2 separate regions of the Homo sapiens genome follow, and region 2 is linked to region 1. Evidence: read pairs that join two places in POLR2A ChIA-PET (ENCODE). Cell type or tissue: HepG2. All regions are shown on one strand.

The links. ChIA-PET counts read pairs that join two places held together with the same protein. Peaks named below come from ENCODE experiments on the same cell type or tissue, not always from the same donor. Only the 100,000 strongest peaks of a DNase experiment are listed, where the experiment ranks them.
Region 2: POLR2A ChIA-PET joins it to region 1 with 5 read pairs; 10 of 35 experiments call an interaction of 5 or more read pairs at or near these places.

Annotation. Positions count from the first base shown.
Region 1 is chr14:102,535,233-102,543,232 of GRCh38, forward strand. MIR4309 (microRNA 4309) reads left to right here and starts at 4,412; the gene lies at 4,412-4,494. In HepG2, a CTCF peak has its summit at 6,672; DNase peaks (open chromatin) are centred at 3,939, 4,069, 4,909 and 5,549; H3K4me3 peaks cover 3,313 bases.
Region 2 is chr14:102,598,334-102,606,333 of GRCh38, forward strand. The region is part of intron 2 of RCOR1 (REST corepressor 1); the gene reads left to right. Among named protein-coding and RNA genes, the nearest start is that of RCOR1, 9.7 kb to the left of the region's middle. In HepG2, no CTCF peak of the experiment used is centred here; a DNase peak (open chromatin) is centred at 3,276.

The DNA.
Region 1 (8,000 bases):
CCTGTAATCCCAGCTACTCGGGAGGCTGAGGCAGGAGAATCATTTGAACCCAGGAGGCAGAGGTTGCGGTGAGCTGAGATTGCGCCACTGCACTCCAGCCTGGGTGACAGAACAAGACTCTGTCTCAAACAAACAAACAAAAAACGATCTGTCCTCTGGTGACACGGGAGCCTGGATGCCTTGCTGGAGTGGATAGTCTGTGGCTCGGGGGAGACTCTCTAGGAGCCCCCAGGCCACCCTGTTCCTTCCTGCAAGGCTACTTGCTGCCCTGACCCCTCTGAGGGGCAGGCAGGGAGGGGAGAGGCACTGGGGAAACTGCAGGGGGATGTGGTTGTGATCCAGGCCTGTGGAGGGAGTGCTGGGGAAGGGGAGACTTCAGCAAGGGCAGATGAAGCCTTGTTTTTTCCTTTTTTCTTTCTTTCTTTTTTTTTTTTTTTTTTTTTGCGATGGAGTCTCGCCCTGTTGCCCAGGCTGGAGTGCAGTGGCGTGATCTCAGTTCACTGCAAGCTCTGCCTCCCGGGTTCATGCCCTTCTCCTGCCTCAGCTTCCCAAGTAGCTGGGACTACAGGCGCCCACCATCACGCCCGGCTAATTTTTTGTATTTTTAGTAGAGACGGGGTTTCACCCTGTTAGCCAGGATGGTCTCGATCTCCTGACCTCGTGATCCACCTGCCTCGGCCTCCCAAAGTGCTGGGATTACAGGCGTGAGCCACTGCTCCCAGCCAGATGAAGCATTGTGACTCTAGGGCATGTAAATTCCCTGGCAGCCAGGCCCTGGGAGCACCCCTCCCCTCCTGTGCCCTTGACACCTACCTCAGTGAGGCAGCCCCAGCAGCCGGGCAGTGGGCGGCAGAGAAGGGTGTCCTGGGACAGAGGTTTTCCTAGTCTTTCTTCAGAATGGAGGAAGCCCCTGGGGTGCCTGGACTTCCTGTAGGACCCAGGGAAGAAAGATGGCCATTCTCCCTGTCGCGTGATGGGGGCTCCAGCTGTTTTACACAAGAAGACATATAACTTTCATGGTTAAGAGCAGGGGTTCTGGGCCTGATGGCTTGGGTTCGAATCCCGGCTCCTATGCATGCCAGCTGTGTTACATACTTCTAGACAAATTACATAACTTCTCTGTGCCTCACTTTCCTCCACTGCAAAACGAGGAGTCCTGAGCAGGTGAGATCCCCTGACAGCTCTCGGGACAGCTGGAGTGCTCAGTGAAAGCTCTTCGTGCAATCACTGCGGAGGGTGACCAGGGACATCGATAGGACGCTGGAGGGATTACCCTATGTCCCCCGACCCGCCCGACTACAACAGCCTTGCAGATAAGCCACGAGCCTGCCTGCTCCTCCTCGTGAGTTGGAGACAGGAGAGGGAGCAGAGTTCAGGGGCTTGTTTCTTTCTTTCTTTTTTTTTTGAGATGGAGTTTCGATTCTGTTGCCCAGGCTGGAGTGCAGTGGCGCAATCTCGGCTCACTGCAACCTCTGCCTCCCAGGTTCAAGTGATTCTCCTGCCTCAGCCTCCTGAGTAGCTGGGATTACAGGCCTGCGCCACCATGCCTGGCTAATTTTTGTATTTTTAGTAGAGACAGGGGTTTCACCATGTCGCCCAGGCTGGTCTCGAACTCCTGACCTTGTGATCTGCCCGCCTTGGCCTCCCAAAGTGCTGGGATTACAGGCGTGAGCCACGGTGCCTGGCCAGGACCCTCCATTTCTTTTTTTTTTTTTTTTTTTTTTTTTTGAGATGGAGTCTCGCTCTGTCACCCAGGCTGGAGTGCAGTGGTGCGATCTCAGCTCACTGCAAGCTCCGCCTCCCGGGTTCATGCCATTCTCCTGCCTCAGCCTCTCGAGTAGCTAGGACTACAGTCGCCTGCCACCACACCTGGCTAATTTTCTGTATTTTTAGTAGAGACTGGGTTTCACCGTATTAGCCAGGATGTTCTTGATTTCCTGATCGCGTGATCCTCCCGCCTCGGCCTCCCAAAGTGCTGGGATTACAGGTGTGAGCCACTGCGCCCGGCTGGACCCTCCATTTCTAATAAGCTCCTGGGAGAGTCCTCCCTGGTGCTCTGAGGGTGACTGACCGGCAAGGCACTTCTGGGGCCCCTAAGCCCTCCAACCTCAGCTGCTGTGGAGAGCTGACCCCCAGGGGAGTACGTCAGGGTGCTGGGTGGGGCACCAGTTTCAAGGATGCCCAACACAGCCCTCCCCTTGGGGCTGCAAGGCCCTGGGACCAGCGGCCCAGCCCTGTCCCCAGGCAGGTCCTCAGACCTAGGACCACAGGGGGGTCTGGGGCCCAGGCCAAGGGCAAACCTGCTGGGATCTGAGCCCCTCTTGGTGGCTTCCTGGTGTGTGCACATCCTTCCCCAGGCAGGAGAGGAAGCAGGGCCAGCTCCTTCTCCTCCCAGGGCAAGACCTGAAGTCTCTGTTTGTGTGTCTGTCAGACTTGCTGTGAGGGCCACAGTGTCTCCACTGAGGCCTTATCCAGCCTCCAGGAGGTCCCATTTTTCAGGGAAAGGGCCTGCTGCTGAAGGCTGTCACTCATCTGACTTCAAATCCCAGCTCTGCCACTTCCAGGCTGTGTGACTCCAGGCAAGTTGCTTAACCTCTCTGTGCCCACTACTTCTGTAAATGGGGATATCATGGGATTCTCGTGAGCTGTGAATAGCATCTGTTGATGTGTTTGTTTCTGTGCATTCAGACTTTCCCTCTTTCCTCAGGCACTTGCCGGGCAGCCTTCTGTGCCACATCCCTGACCCTGCCCCAGGGCACACCAGCTTCAGTGACAGGGATGGCTGGTGAACAGGAGGCCCAGGCCTGCTGCTCTGGCCGATGTAAATCCAAGGAGCTGTGATGACGCGGGAGAGGGGCGGTTTGGGAAAAAATGTGTGAAGGATGCCCCCGTGGGAGCAGGAGCCCCACTGGCAGGGGCAGGCCGGGGGTAACTCAGCCACAGGGAAGGGGCCCAGCCGGGGCTGGAGGGAGGGCCACCTGCAGAAATGAGCTGTGGGGGGGCGAGAAGGGCAGGCAGCTGGGGCTGAGGAAGACCAGCCCCCAAGACACCCATGGAGAAACTGAGGCAGAATCTGTACTTGGAGCCAGCCACCGCTCTCCACTGGCCCACACTGCTGTGATCCTTCCCACGCTGCGCGGCTGGCTGGAACCCAAACCCCCCACAGCGGGCCTGGCCTTCAGAGCTGGTTCCAGATGTTTAAATACCCAGCCTTCACCTCCCGTCACAGACACTTCCACTGGAAGGTGTTGGTGCCACATCCCCAGTGCTGCCAGGCTAATATGGGGTGGGGGCCTTGCAGCCCCAAGGGGAGGGCTGTGTTGAGCGTTCTGGACACTGGTGCCCCACCCAGCACCCAGCAGGGGCACTCTGCGCTGTGCTGCCCCTCCCCAGCTGCCTGGGCCACCAGTTCAGGAGAGCTCACCCCTTTGCAACCTTTCCCAACTCAATGCCACGCCAGGAAGTCAGGAGGGGGATGACCCTGCCACACTCTGCCCCCCAGCTCCCTTCCCACCATGCCCCGGGACCAAGACAGGAGGGCCAGCTGGGCCCAGGGCACTTCGCCAGTATCATCGGGTCCTCACCACAGCCCTCAAGGGGGTGTTCCTGTTCCACACACAGAAGACTGAGGCCCAGGGATGGGACTGGGTCGTGTGAAACGCCAGGCCATGCCCGGCCCCGCAGAGTCCTGCGTAGCTGCCCGGCCGGCCCAGGGCTCAGATCCCCTCCTCCAGGCCTGGCCCCAGCTGCTATTGGGGCCCACTGAGGCCTACTGGATCCTAACTGGATGCAATTAGGACATCACCTGATGCCCCTGTCAGGGTGGCTCCTCCCAACCGCTAGAGGACTCAGGCCAAAGGCATTTGGGGTGCAGCCCCCACCCTGGCCCTGGTGGGCCGGAGTCATGCTCTATGTGCCCCCCAGCTGTCCAAGCAGGGGTGTACAGAGACTCTGGGGTGGGGTGAGGGTGAGAGCCTGAGAAGGCTGTTGCGGAGGACACACCGGAAACTGTCACCAGGCCCTGCCCTCAGCCGACCCGGGCCAGGGCCAGGAGGGCCTCCTGGGGGCCGCCATCTTTCTGTTCTGGGAAGGCCAGGCTGGGGGTGAGCTCCATGGGGCTCCTGTGTCCTCATCCATTGGTGGGATGCGGCTCCCTCCCGGGGACCTCTCAGGGCACTGATAAGAGCCACCAGGACTAGGTTCAGCCCACAGCAGGTGGGATGCACCCGCCCCTTGGCGGGCCGGGGGTGGAGACCGGGAGTTTCTGGAGAAGGCCTTTCAGATTCTGAAGGCAGGCACTCCATGCCCCATCCCTGGAGCGCGAGTGACAAGTGTCTTTGTCACAGAAGGACAGAAAGGCCCTACGTGGCCCCTGAGCAGCTCTGGGGAACATTCTTGGTCCGGGTTCCTGTCTGGGGGTTCTGGAGTCTAGGATTCCAGGATCTGGGTTTTGAGGTCTTGGGTTGTAGGGTCTGCGGTTTGAAGCCCCTCTTGTAACCCAGGACAGAGGTGAAAGCAGTGGGGTGGACTGGGCAGCCCCCAAAGTTCAATGGACCTAAAGTGCTGGTGCTCAGCCCTGCCCAGGCAGCTGGCAGGTGGTCCAGAAACCCCTCGTTCTATGGAGACTGAGGCCCAAGTCTTTGGAGGTGGTCAGGGGTCTGTCCCAGAGCACCTTTGGGCGAAAGGTAGGGGGAAGACCACCCAAGACGACCCTCCCCAACACCAGCAAGGGAGCCCAGCATCTCCTCTGAGGCCACTGCCCTGTGGGTCCAGCCTCTCTGGGCTGGGTGTGTGGAGGCCGCTCCTATGGCGGTGTGGGCGGTGCAGCTCATTCCCCCGGGGCTCCCAGCCTCCCACCCCCATCCGGCCTCCTCCTCCAGAGCCTGGGGACTGGTGGATGCCTGCCAAGAACGCCCACAGCCTGCCAGGATGCGCAGGAAGCACACACACGCCTAATCCCACCCCCATTGTCATAGATCCCTCTTGATTCTGGGCCTGTCTTTCTGGGGGAAACTGAGGCCCAGAGGGATTGAGGGCCCCCAAGGTCCCCGAGTCTCCAGGTGTACCTTGGAGGCTGTGCTTTAGTGGGGCCTCCCCCGGCCTTCTTTGCAGTCCTGAGTGTGTGAAGGGGAGGAATCGGGGGCTGCCAGGCCAGGAGCCAAGGCCGGGGGTGGGGAGCAGCTGGCAGGTGTCCCGGCAGGAGGCCCGGCTAGGGGAGACCAGAACTCCTCTGCTCCTCCCTCCCAACGGCTTCCCACCCCACTCTACAGCAGGCCGCTGGCAGGCCCGGAAGGGCTTGGGAGCCGGAGGGTGCTTGCCGGGGCTCCTGAAGGCCTGAGGAGCTCCTGAGGGACTGGAGGCTTCGGGCCTGGAAGGCTGGAAGGCACTGGCCCTGCAGCTTGGTTCCCGGGGCTCCACGTGTCTGAATGCAAAACAAAGGCGGCTCACAATGAGAAGGCGGGTGCTGGGGATCTGCCCCCGTCGTGCATGTGTCACCACACGGTGTCGAAGCGGACACCTGCCTCCGGGATGAGCGCATTGGGCAACACTGCATGCTTTGCATTGGGAACATGTTTGTGTGTGTGCGTTGGGGGTGTGTGTGCGGTGGGGGGCTATGGGCTGGGATGTCCCTTGAGGTGATCAGCTCTCTACGTTCCGCACACACAAACACACAGTGTGACTGAGACACACATGTGAGTATTGAGATCTCCAGGGCTGACTTCCTGCCGGAAGCATGCCCTGGCCCCCGTCACCTTGTGTGAAATTCCTCCACCTGAGCACCTTCCCGGTAGAGCCACGCGTTGCCTGTGATGGAGGGGCCATGACTAACCCAGGCACTAGGCCTGGAGGCTGGGCTGGCTGCGCTGTACAGTTGCAAGGACCTGCCAGACAGCTCTGTGGACAGAGCCTCCGTCGGGGTTTCACCACGTTGGCCAGGCTGGTCTTGAACTCCTGACCTCAGGTGGTCTGCCTGCCTCGGCCTCCCAAGGTGCTGGGATTATACGCATGAGCCACAGTCTCGCTCTGTCACCCAGGCTGGAGTGTAGTGGCACAATCACAGCTCACTGTAGCCTCGACCTCCTCAGCTCAAGCGATCCTCCCACCTCAGCCTCCCAAGTAGCTGAGACTACTACAGGTGTGCACCACCACACCCGGCTAATTTTTTAAGTTTTTGTAGAGATGGGGTTTCGCCATGTTATCCAGGCTGGTCTTTTTTTTTTTGTTTTGTTTTGAGACGGAGTCTAGCACTGTCACCCAGGCTGGAGTGCAGTGGCGTGATCTCAAGTTGCTGCAACCTCCACCTCCTGGGTTCCAGCGATTCTCCTGCCTCAGCCTCCCGAGTAGCTGGGAGTCCAGGCACCTGCCACCACGACCAGCTAATTTTTTTATTTTTAGTAGAGACGGGGTTTCACTGTGTTAGCCAGGATGGTCTCGAACTCCTGACCTTGTGATCCGCCCACCTCGGCCTCCCATTTACAGTAGACTGTTTTCTACTGTAAAAGGCTTTTTCAATCAACTTTGGTATTAGGTGTCTATTTACTACTGCATAGTCAATTACCTCAAAGCTTAGCAACTGAAAACCAAACGCCATCTCGCAGCATAGGTGGGTTAGAAATTCAGAAGTGGCCCAGCCCATGGCTCTGGCCCAGGGTCTCCAGCAGGCTGCAGAGGGGACAGCAGTGACTTGGAGGGATTTCTTCCAAGCTCACCCACAGGGGGAAGCCTTCAGCTCCTGGCCACCTTCGCCTCTCCGGCCTGGGACAGCTGACTCTCCCCAGGGCAAGAGAGCAAGAAGGGGGGGCCACCACTACCCAAAACAAAAGTTGGTCTTTTTTTGGCCAGGTGCGGTGACTCACGCCTATAATCCCAGCGATTCTCCTGCCTCAGCCCCCCGAGTAGCTGGGAGTCCAGGCGCCTGCCACCACGCCCAGGCTGATTTTTGTATTTTTAGTAGAGACATGGTTTCACCATGTTGGCCAGGCTGGTCTCAATCTCCTGACCTTGTGATCTGCCCATCTGAGCCTCCCAAAGTTCTGGGATTACAGGCGTGAGCCACTGTGCTGGGCCATGTGGGTCGTATTCTATTCCTAAGTCACCCAGTCCTACCCACACTCAGGGAGTACACAAGGGAACAGACAGCAGGAGGCAGGGATTGCTGGGGGCCTTCCTGGAGGCTGAGTATGATGAGCGCCCGGTGAGGAGTCCTACAAAGTTGGTAAGGGGTCCGCTCTTGGAATGGATCGTAGTCATACTCGAACACTTACTCTGTCCAGGCACTGCTCCAAGAACTTTATGTTGAGCCCTCACTACCACCTTGGGCTCGGCATGTGAGCCTCACTTTACGGAATAATAAAGAGAAGAGAAGTGGCCAGGCACAGTGGTTCACGCCTGTAATCCCAGCACTTTGGGAGGCCGAGGTGGGTGGATCGTGAGGTCGGAGTTCGAGACTAGCCTGGCCAACAAGGTGAATCCCCGTCTCTACTAAAAATGCAAAAATTAGTGGGGCGTGGTGGCGGGCGCCTATAATCCCAGCTACTCAGGAGGCAGAGGCAGAAAACTGCCTGAATCCAAGAGATGGAGGGTGCAGTGAGCCAAGATCGTGCCACTGCACTCCAGCCTGGGTGACAGAGCGAGACTCTATCTCAAAAATAAATAAATAAATAAAATAAAAAAAAGAGAGAGAGAGGAAAAGTGTCTTGTTCTCAAATCCCTCAGCCCATAAGAGCTCTGGAGCTGGCTGGGATTCCAGTCTACATGGGTTTGTACCCAAGGAGGAAGCTGGGCTGGGCAGGCTGTGCCTCAGAGCCTGCAAGATATGGCACTATGTCCCCCATGGGAGCTGATATTGGATCAGTTCAGGAAAAGGTGACATCAGAAGAGGCTCTGTGGGTGCCCTAAGCCAGGGGTGGAGGGCAGAGGGTTGGGGAGAGGAGCTCACCCCCAGGAGAGGGTTTGGAGGTTAGACAGAAGAGGGCTAAGGTCAGGGACCAAGGGCTCTG
Region 2 (8,000 bases), 63 kb after region 1:
TAAGACTATCTGATATTTCCTATGCAGTTCAAAGGAAGATTTAATTCTGTCATGCCTTACAAAGAGTGAATGAGGTGGATAGAGCACGTTAGTCTTAAAATCCTGATTCAGTTCTTTTTTTTTTTTTTTTTTGAGACGGTGTCTCGCTCTGTTGTCCAGGCTGGAGTGCAGTGGTGTAATCCGGGCTCACTGCAAGCTCCGCATCCTGGGTTCATGCCGTTCTCCTGCCTCAGCCTCCCGAGTAGCTGGGACTACAGGCGCCTGCCACCACGCCCGGCTAATTTTTTTGTATTTTAAGTAGAGACGGGGTTCCACCATGTTAGCCAGGATGGTCTCAATCTCCTGACCTCGTGATCCGCCCGCCTCGGCCTCCCAGAGTGCTGGGATTACAGGCGTGAGCCGCCACGCCTGGCCCTGATTCAGTTCTTATAAAATAATTAATACCTAGATTAGATCGGTGTAGTGTGGCATTGCTTGGTAGTTAGAATACCATTTGTGTTTACACTGAAATAAAAAGTTTTACCAACTTTTAAAGAGTTAAAAAAAAAAAGAGTTAAAAACCTAAGTGCAGCCCTACACTTTTAACTTAGGCTTTGTTCTTACATGTGTTGTCCAGACTGCCTTTCCATGCTGTCTGCCGCAGATTATGCTGAGTTGTCATTGGTTTCTTTTAATATTCAGTAGTTACAGAATAATAGGGTAAGAGGGGGGATGCTTATCTATCCTACCTCTGGTTGGTTCTTTCCTACATAAGCAAAGCATCACTTATTTTGAAATGAATAATGTTTTTCTTTCCTTTTTTTTCCTTTTTTTTTTGAGATAGGGTCACACTCTGTCACCAGTATAGTGGTGTGATCATGGCGGCAGTGAACTTGAACCTCCTGGGCGCACACTATCCTCCCATCCATACTTTACCTCGAAAGTAGCTGGGACTACAGATGTCCACGACCATGCCTGACTAGTTTTTTTGTATTTTTTGTAGAGACAAGAGTTTTGCCACGTAGTCCAGGCTGGTCTCGAACTCCTTGGCTCAAGCCATCTGCCTGCCTTGGCCTCCCAAAGTGCTGGGCTTACAGGTGTGAGCCACCGTGTTCAGCCATTATTATTACTATTTTTTAATTTTTTTTATTCTCTTTATACACGTCCTTGGTGCTTCAGAGGCGTACATTGTTAATGATGAATATTTTTGAGATAGTGGCCCTTTAAAAAAGCAACCTTTATTTTGAATGTTTAATCCAATGTATTTAATCAGATCTGAAAATTTGTGGTTGTCATTGGCTTAACTGTCACTTCAGAGTTGACTTCTGTCAGAAAACTGTGTTATGTTTTCATGTGGAATAGGTAATTTTACTGAACAGGGTGTCTTGATATGCCTTTCATTTGTTTTCACTGGTGATTCTATGTTCTGCTTTTTTTATGCTTTAGATCATTGTAAAAAAAATATGGTGAATGCTTTGTGGTTTTGTTTTGTTTTGTTTTTTTTTTTTGAAACAAGGTCTTGCTCTGTCACACAGGCTAGAGTGCAGTGGCCCTGATGTTGGCTCACTTCAACCTCTGCCTCCCAGACTCAAGTGATCCTCCCCCCTCAGCCTCATCAGTTGCTGGGAATACATGTGCACATCACCACGCTTGAGCCCAGGCTGGTCTCTAACTCTTGTGCTCAAGCAGTCTTCCTGCCTTGGCCTCCCAAAGTGCTGGGATCACAGGCATGTGCCTGGCAATGCTTTGTGATTTATTTATTTAATTATTATTATTATTTTTTTGAGACGGAGTCTCGCTCTGTCACCCAGGCTGGGGTGCTGGAGTGCAGTGGCGCGATCTCAGCTCACTACAAGCTCCGCCTCCCGGGTTCACGCCCTTCTCCTGCCTCAGCCTCTCTGAGTAGCTGGGATTACAGGCGCCCACCACCACGCCCGGCTAATTTTTTATATTTTTAGTAGAGATGGGGTTTCACCGTGGTCTTGATCTCCTGACCTCGTGATCCGCCCACCTCGGCCTCCCAAAGTGCTGGGATTACAAGCGTGAGCCACCGCGCCCAGCCAGTGATTGATTGATTGATTTTAGTTTTATTTTTTATTGTATTTTGAGACAGAGTTTTGCTCTTGTCACCCAGGCTGGAGAGCAATGGTGTGACCTTGGCTCACTGCAACCTCTGTCTCCCAGGTTCAAGTGCTTCTCCTGCCTCAGCCTCCCGAGTAGCTAGGACTACAGGTGTGTGCCACCATGCCCAGCTAATTTTTTTTTTTTTTTTTTTGAAGACGGAGTCTCACTCTGTTCCCCAGGCTGGAGTGCAGTGGCGTGATCTCAGCTCACTGCAAGTTCCGCCTCCTGGGTTCACGCCATTCTCCTGCCTCAGCCTCCCGAGTAGCTGGGACTACAGGTGCCCGCCAACACGCCTGGCTAATTTTTTGTATTTTTAGTAGAGATGGGGTTTCACCATGTTAGCCAGGATGGTCTCGATCTCCTGACCTCGTGATCTGCCCGTCTTGGCCTCCCAAAGTGCTGGGATTACAGGCGTGAGCCACCGCGCCCGGCTGCTAATTTTTGTATTCTTAGTAGAGATGGTATTTCGCTGGCTGGGCATGGTGGCTCACACCTGTAATCCCAGCACTTTGGGAGGCCGAGGCAGGCGGATCACTTGAGGTCGGGAGTTCAAGACCAACCTGGCCAACATGATGAAACCCCTCTCTACTAAAAACACAAAAATTAGCTGGGCGTGGTGGTGCATGCCTGTAATCCCAGCTACTCAGAAGGCTGAGGCAGGAGAATTGCTTGAACCCAGGCTGCAAAGGTTGCAGTGAGCGTAGATGGCACCACTGCACTCCAGCCTAGGTGACAAAGTGAGACTCTGTCTCAAAAAAAAAAGACGGGGTTTCACTATGGTGGCCAGGCTGGTTTCGAACTCTTGACCTCAGGTGATTGACCCGCCTTGGCCTCCCAAAGTGCTGGGATTACAGGCTTGAGCCACCGCACCCGACCAAACACTGATTTAATACTAGGCAATATTTGCTTCAGGTACAGCTAAAGCCTCATTCCCGCCTTCTTTCTTCATTAATTCACAGTTGGTTTATATTATTTCTGTGATAGTTTGCATCTTCTGAGAAGCAGATGACAAGACAGAATTAGATGTGCAAGAGGTTCATTAGGGTATGCTTGTGAAGGATAAAGAGAGGAAGGAGGTGTAGGTGGCAAGAGCCTTTACACTGGAAGCATGTGTGACACCTGTGAAAGAAGAGAGGGAAGGAATGATGATTAATGATTGATAGAGGAACCTCAAACTGCAGTGCAGCTTGCAGTTCAGAGAAAATCTCAGCCAGAGTAGATTGTTAGAAGAGTCTGTTGGGCAGGAATGGTCCTTCTTTGTGAACATCTGCTGTGTTCAGTCATTGGCTGGGAGCAGCCTAGAGTAGCCTAGCCTTGGTATGGGTGCTGTAGTAGATTTCTGGTAGCTGGGGCTGTCAGTTAACTACACTCCTTGCAACATTTTCTCTCTTGAAGGGAAATCTGAGTGGCACACTCAAGGCTGTCAGAATTCCCATACGTGTTTTTGTACTTAAATACATGTGTGTAATTCCAGCACTTTGGGAGGGTGAGGCGGGAGGATCACCTGAGATCAGGAGTTCGAGACCAGCCTGGCCAACATGGCGAAACCCCGTCTCTACTAAAAATATAAAAATTAGCTGGGTGTGGTCGCGGGTACCTGTAATCCCAGCTACTTGGGAGGCTGAGGCGGGAGAATTGCTTGAGCCCGGGAGGCGGAGATTGCAGTGAGCCGAGGTTGTGCCACTGCACTCCAGACTGGACGACAGAGCTAGACTCCGTCTCAAAAAAAAAAAAAAAGTGATAATATGTTTTCTTGTTATTGTTAGTGTTTTTGTAAATGGAATAATCTATGCTATTCATGTACTTTTATGCTTTCCAAACAAGTACATTTCCACTAGCAAGGTAAACAACTTTGTTTTCACCTTGTCTTCGTCATGGTGTTAGTTAGGTTATTAATTTTTTTTAAATGCTATCCTTTAATGGCTTATATTAGCATTTTTTTCTTTTCTTTTCTTTTCTTTTTTTTTTTTTTTTTTTGGAGATGGAGTTTCGCTCTTGTTTTGTTCCCCAGGCTAGAAATGCAGTGACGCAGTCTCCTCTCACTGTAACCTCCGCCTCCCCGGTTCAAGTGATTGTCCTGCCTCAGCCTCCCGTGTAGCTAGGATTACAGGCATGTGCTACCACGCCTGGCTAATTTTAAAAAATATTTTTAGTAGAGAAGGGGTTTCACCATGCTGGCCAGGCCGGTTTTGAACTCCTGACCTCAAGTGATCTCCCGCATCGGCCTCCCAAAGTCCTAGGATTACAGACGTGATCCACTGTGCCTGGCCTCTTCTTTCTTTTTTTGTAGACTTGATATCGTTCTGCCTCTTAGGCTGGAGTGCAGTGGCATGATCACAGCACACTACAGCCTCAGCCTCCAGGGCTCAAGTGATCCTCCTGTCTCAGTTTCCTGAGAAGCTGGGACTACAGGCATGAGCCAGTATGCCTGACTGATTTTTGAACTTTTTGTAGAGACGGGGTTTTGCCAAGTTGCCCAGACTGGTCTCCAACTCCTGGGCTCAACCAGTCCTTCTGCTGTGTCCTCCCAAAGTGTTGAGATTACAGGCATGAGTCACTGTGCCTGTAATTAAGTTTTCCAATTAATGATGAGGTTAAGTGTCTTATGTTTTTAATTTTTAATTTTTAATTTTTTTAAGACCTTTTTTTTCCCCTTTTTTGAGATGAGTTCTTACTCTTGTCGCCCAGGCTGGAGTGCAGTGGCGTGATCATAGCGTACTGTAGCCTTGAACTTCTAGGGCTCAAGTGATCTTCATACCTCAGTTTCTGGAGTAGTTTGGACTACAGTTGTTCACCACCACACCCAGCAAAGAATGTGACAAAAAGTACTAAGTGTGTTTTAGCTAAGTATCGATAAGAAAAGAGTGTCTTTTTATTTATTTTTTATTTGTTTATATGTACTTTTTGAGACAGGGTCTGGCTCTGTCATCCAGGCTGGAGTGCAGTTGTGTAATTTTGGCTCCCTGCATCCTCAGCCTCTCAGGCTCAAGTAATCTTCCCACCTTGGCCTCCGGAGTAGCTGGGTTTATAGGCTCTTGCCACTATGCCCAGCTAATATTTGTATTTTTTGTAGAGATGGGGTTTCAGGTTTTGTTGGTCTTAACCCTGGCCCAGGGGTGTCTGTAAATTTTTTTTTCTTTTTTTTGCCACTCAGTTTCCTCCTGTGAATGTATCTTTCTTTTGCTATTTTTCTTTTTTTTCCCCCTTAGGGTCTTGCTCTGTTGCCCAGGCTGGAGTGCGGTGGCTTAATCTCAGCTCACTGCAACCTTCATCTCCTGGGCTCACATGATCCTCCCACCTCAGCTTCCGAGGTAGCTGGGACTACAGGAGTGTGCCACCACGCCTGGCTAATTTTTGTGTTTTTTTGTAGAGACAGGGTTTCACCATGTTTCCTAGGCTGTTTTGCTGTTTTTCTATAGGGTGTTGGTTTTTATAGGTTTTGGTTTTTTGTATGGATTTGTGTGAGTTCTTTTTATTTATATATTTGGATATTCTTTGTTAGAATTGCACATATGTTTTTTGTTTTTTCTTTAATATTATGTGTGTTGCGGGGAGGAGGATTGAGTTTATTTGACTAGGAAGGGATAAAAATACATTCCTGACTGGAGACTGTACTCAGAGATTGGTCTTGGTGTATACCCCTGATTTCTAAGATGAATGTTACTGAGAATTGACAATTTTTTTTGTTGATTGTTGTGTTTCCACTAAGTTATTCATCTCATTTTGGCCTGCTATTAGCTAGTTGACCCAAATCACAGTGCTGGATGACTTGAAAAGCTCTGATTTAATTTTTGCCTAGTATATAGTTATAGTAGCATATAGGTTAAAGGTTAAAGTTACAGCTTTGATCCTATAATGGTCAGTTAGTTTCCCACGAAAGGTTAAAATGCTATAGACTAAAACTAACAGCTGTCTTAGGGATTTGCCACTCCTTATAAGGCAATGGGTAGTGTGTGGATAGGGAGGTACAACTTGTCATCACTAACAAAACCCTCGAAAGAATGATCTATCCAGGTTGCTTACTCTGTGCCAGGCTAGTTTTAACACACATCAAATCATTTGACCCTCACAACAGTCATATGATGTAAAGTTACTATCTCCATTTTCCAGATGAGGAAACAGAGGCATTGAGAGGCTTAGTCTTATGGTTGAACCTAATAACTTGCCGTGGTAATCCAGTCCGAGAGGCCCTCAGCTGTAAGAGGCACCTTTATTTTATGTTTCAGTAAGAAAGGAAAAGGATCAACAAGATAGACTGTTAATTTTAAGTATTATAAGAATTCTGATTTATAAGTATAATCAGAATTCAATTTAGTGTATTTTAGAGAGGGTCAGCCAGAATCCTCTTTAAGAGAAAACACTTAGGCTGGGTGCAGTTGCTCACTCCTGTAATCCCAGCACTTTGGGAGGCTGAGGCAGGTGGATCTCCCAAGGTCAGGAATTCAAGATCAGCCTGGCCAAAATGGTGAAACCCTGTCTCTACTAAAAATACAAAAAATTAGCCAGGCTATAATCCCAGCATTTTGGGAGGCTGAGGCGCGAGAATTGCCTGAACCTGGGAGGTGGAGCTACAGTGAGCCGAGATCGTGCCACTGCACTCCAGCCTGGGTGACAGAGCAATATTCCATCTCAAAAAAAAAAAAAAAAAAAAAAGGAAAAGAAAAAACACTTAGGAGCAAGACTTTATTGGATCCATTGATTAGTTGTTTCCATGTGGCCCCAGGTGTTGGGGAATTTTATGTTTCGGGTTGCCAGAGCCAACTTGTAGTCCAGTTACATTCCTCTTCTTCCTGGCAGTGAGAACACCGGTGAAATGGGAGGTGGTTAGCTTGGTTGCCTGGGGACAAATTGGACTGAGTTGCTTTATTCCTGCATGTATGTTGAAATAGTCATCTTCACAACTTAGAATATAGTTGGAGTTTTTTTTAGAAGAGCCATTTATTTTGATGGTGTGACTGAAGGCTATACATACAGTCATGTATTGCAAAACAAATGTCATTTTGGTCAAGGACAGTGGTCCCATAAGATTATAATGGAACTAAAAAATTTCTGTCGCCTAGTAACTTCACCTTGTCTATAGTGCAACAGCGTGTAGCATTACTTAGGTGTTTGTGTGGTGTTGGTGTAAACAAACCTACTGCACTGCCAGTCTTACAAAATCTAGCACATGGAGTTATGTATAGTACATAGTACTTGGTAATGACAATAACTGTATTACTGGTTTGTGGATTTACTATGCTATACTTTGTATGGTTATTTTAGAGTGTATTCCTACTTATAAAAATTATCAGTTTGCTGTAAAACAGCCTCAGGCAGGTCCTTCAGGAGGTATTCCAGAAGGAAGGCATTGTTACTCTAGAATATGACACCTCCATGGGTCTTATTGCCTCTGAAGACCTTCCAGTGGGACAAGGAAGGTATGGAGTTGGAAGATGGTGATATTGATGATCCTGACTGTAGGCTAGGCCAATGTGTGTGTCTTTGTGGTTTTTTTTGTTTTTGTTTTTGAAATGGAGTCTCGCTCTGTTGCACAGGCTGGAGTCCAGTGGCATGATCTCGGCTCACTGCAACCTCTGCTTCCCTGCTTCCAGTGATTCTCCTGCCTCAGCCTCGTGAATAGCTGGGATTACAGGTGCGCGCCACCATGCCTGGCTAATTTTTGTATTTTTAGTAGAAATAGGGTTTCATCATATTGGGCAGGCTGGCCTTGAACTCCCGACCTCAAGTGATCTGCCTGCTTCGGCCTCCGAAAGTGCTGGGATTACAGGCATGAGCCACCGTGCCCGGCCTAATTTTTGTATTTTTAGTAGAGACGGGGTTTTGCCATGTTGGCCAGGCTGGTCTTGAACTCCTGACCTCAGGTGATTTGCCTGTCTTGGCCTCCCACAGTGCTGGGA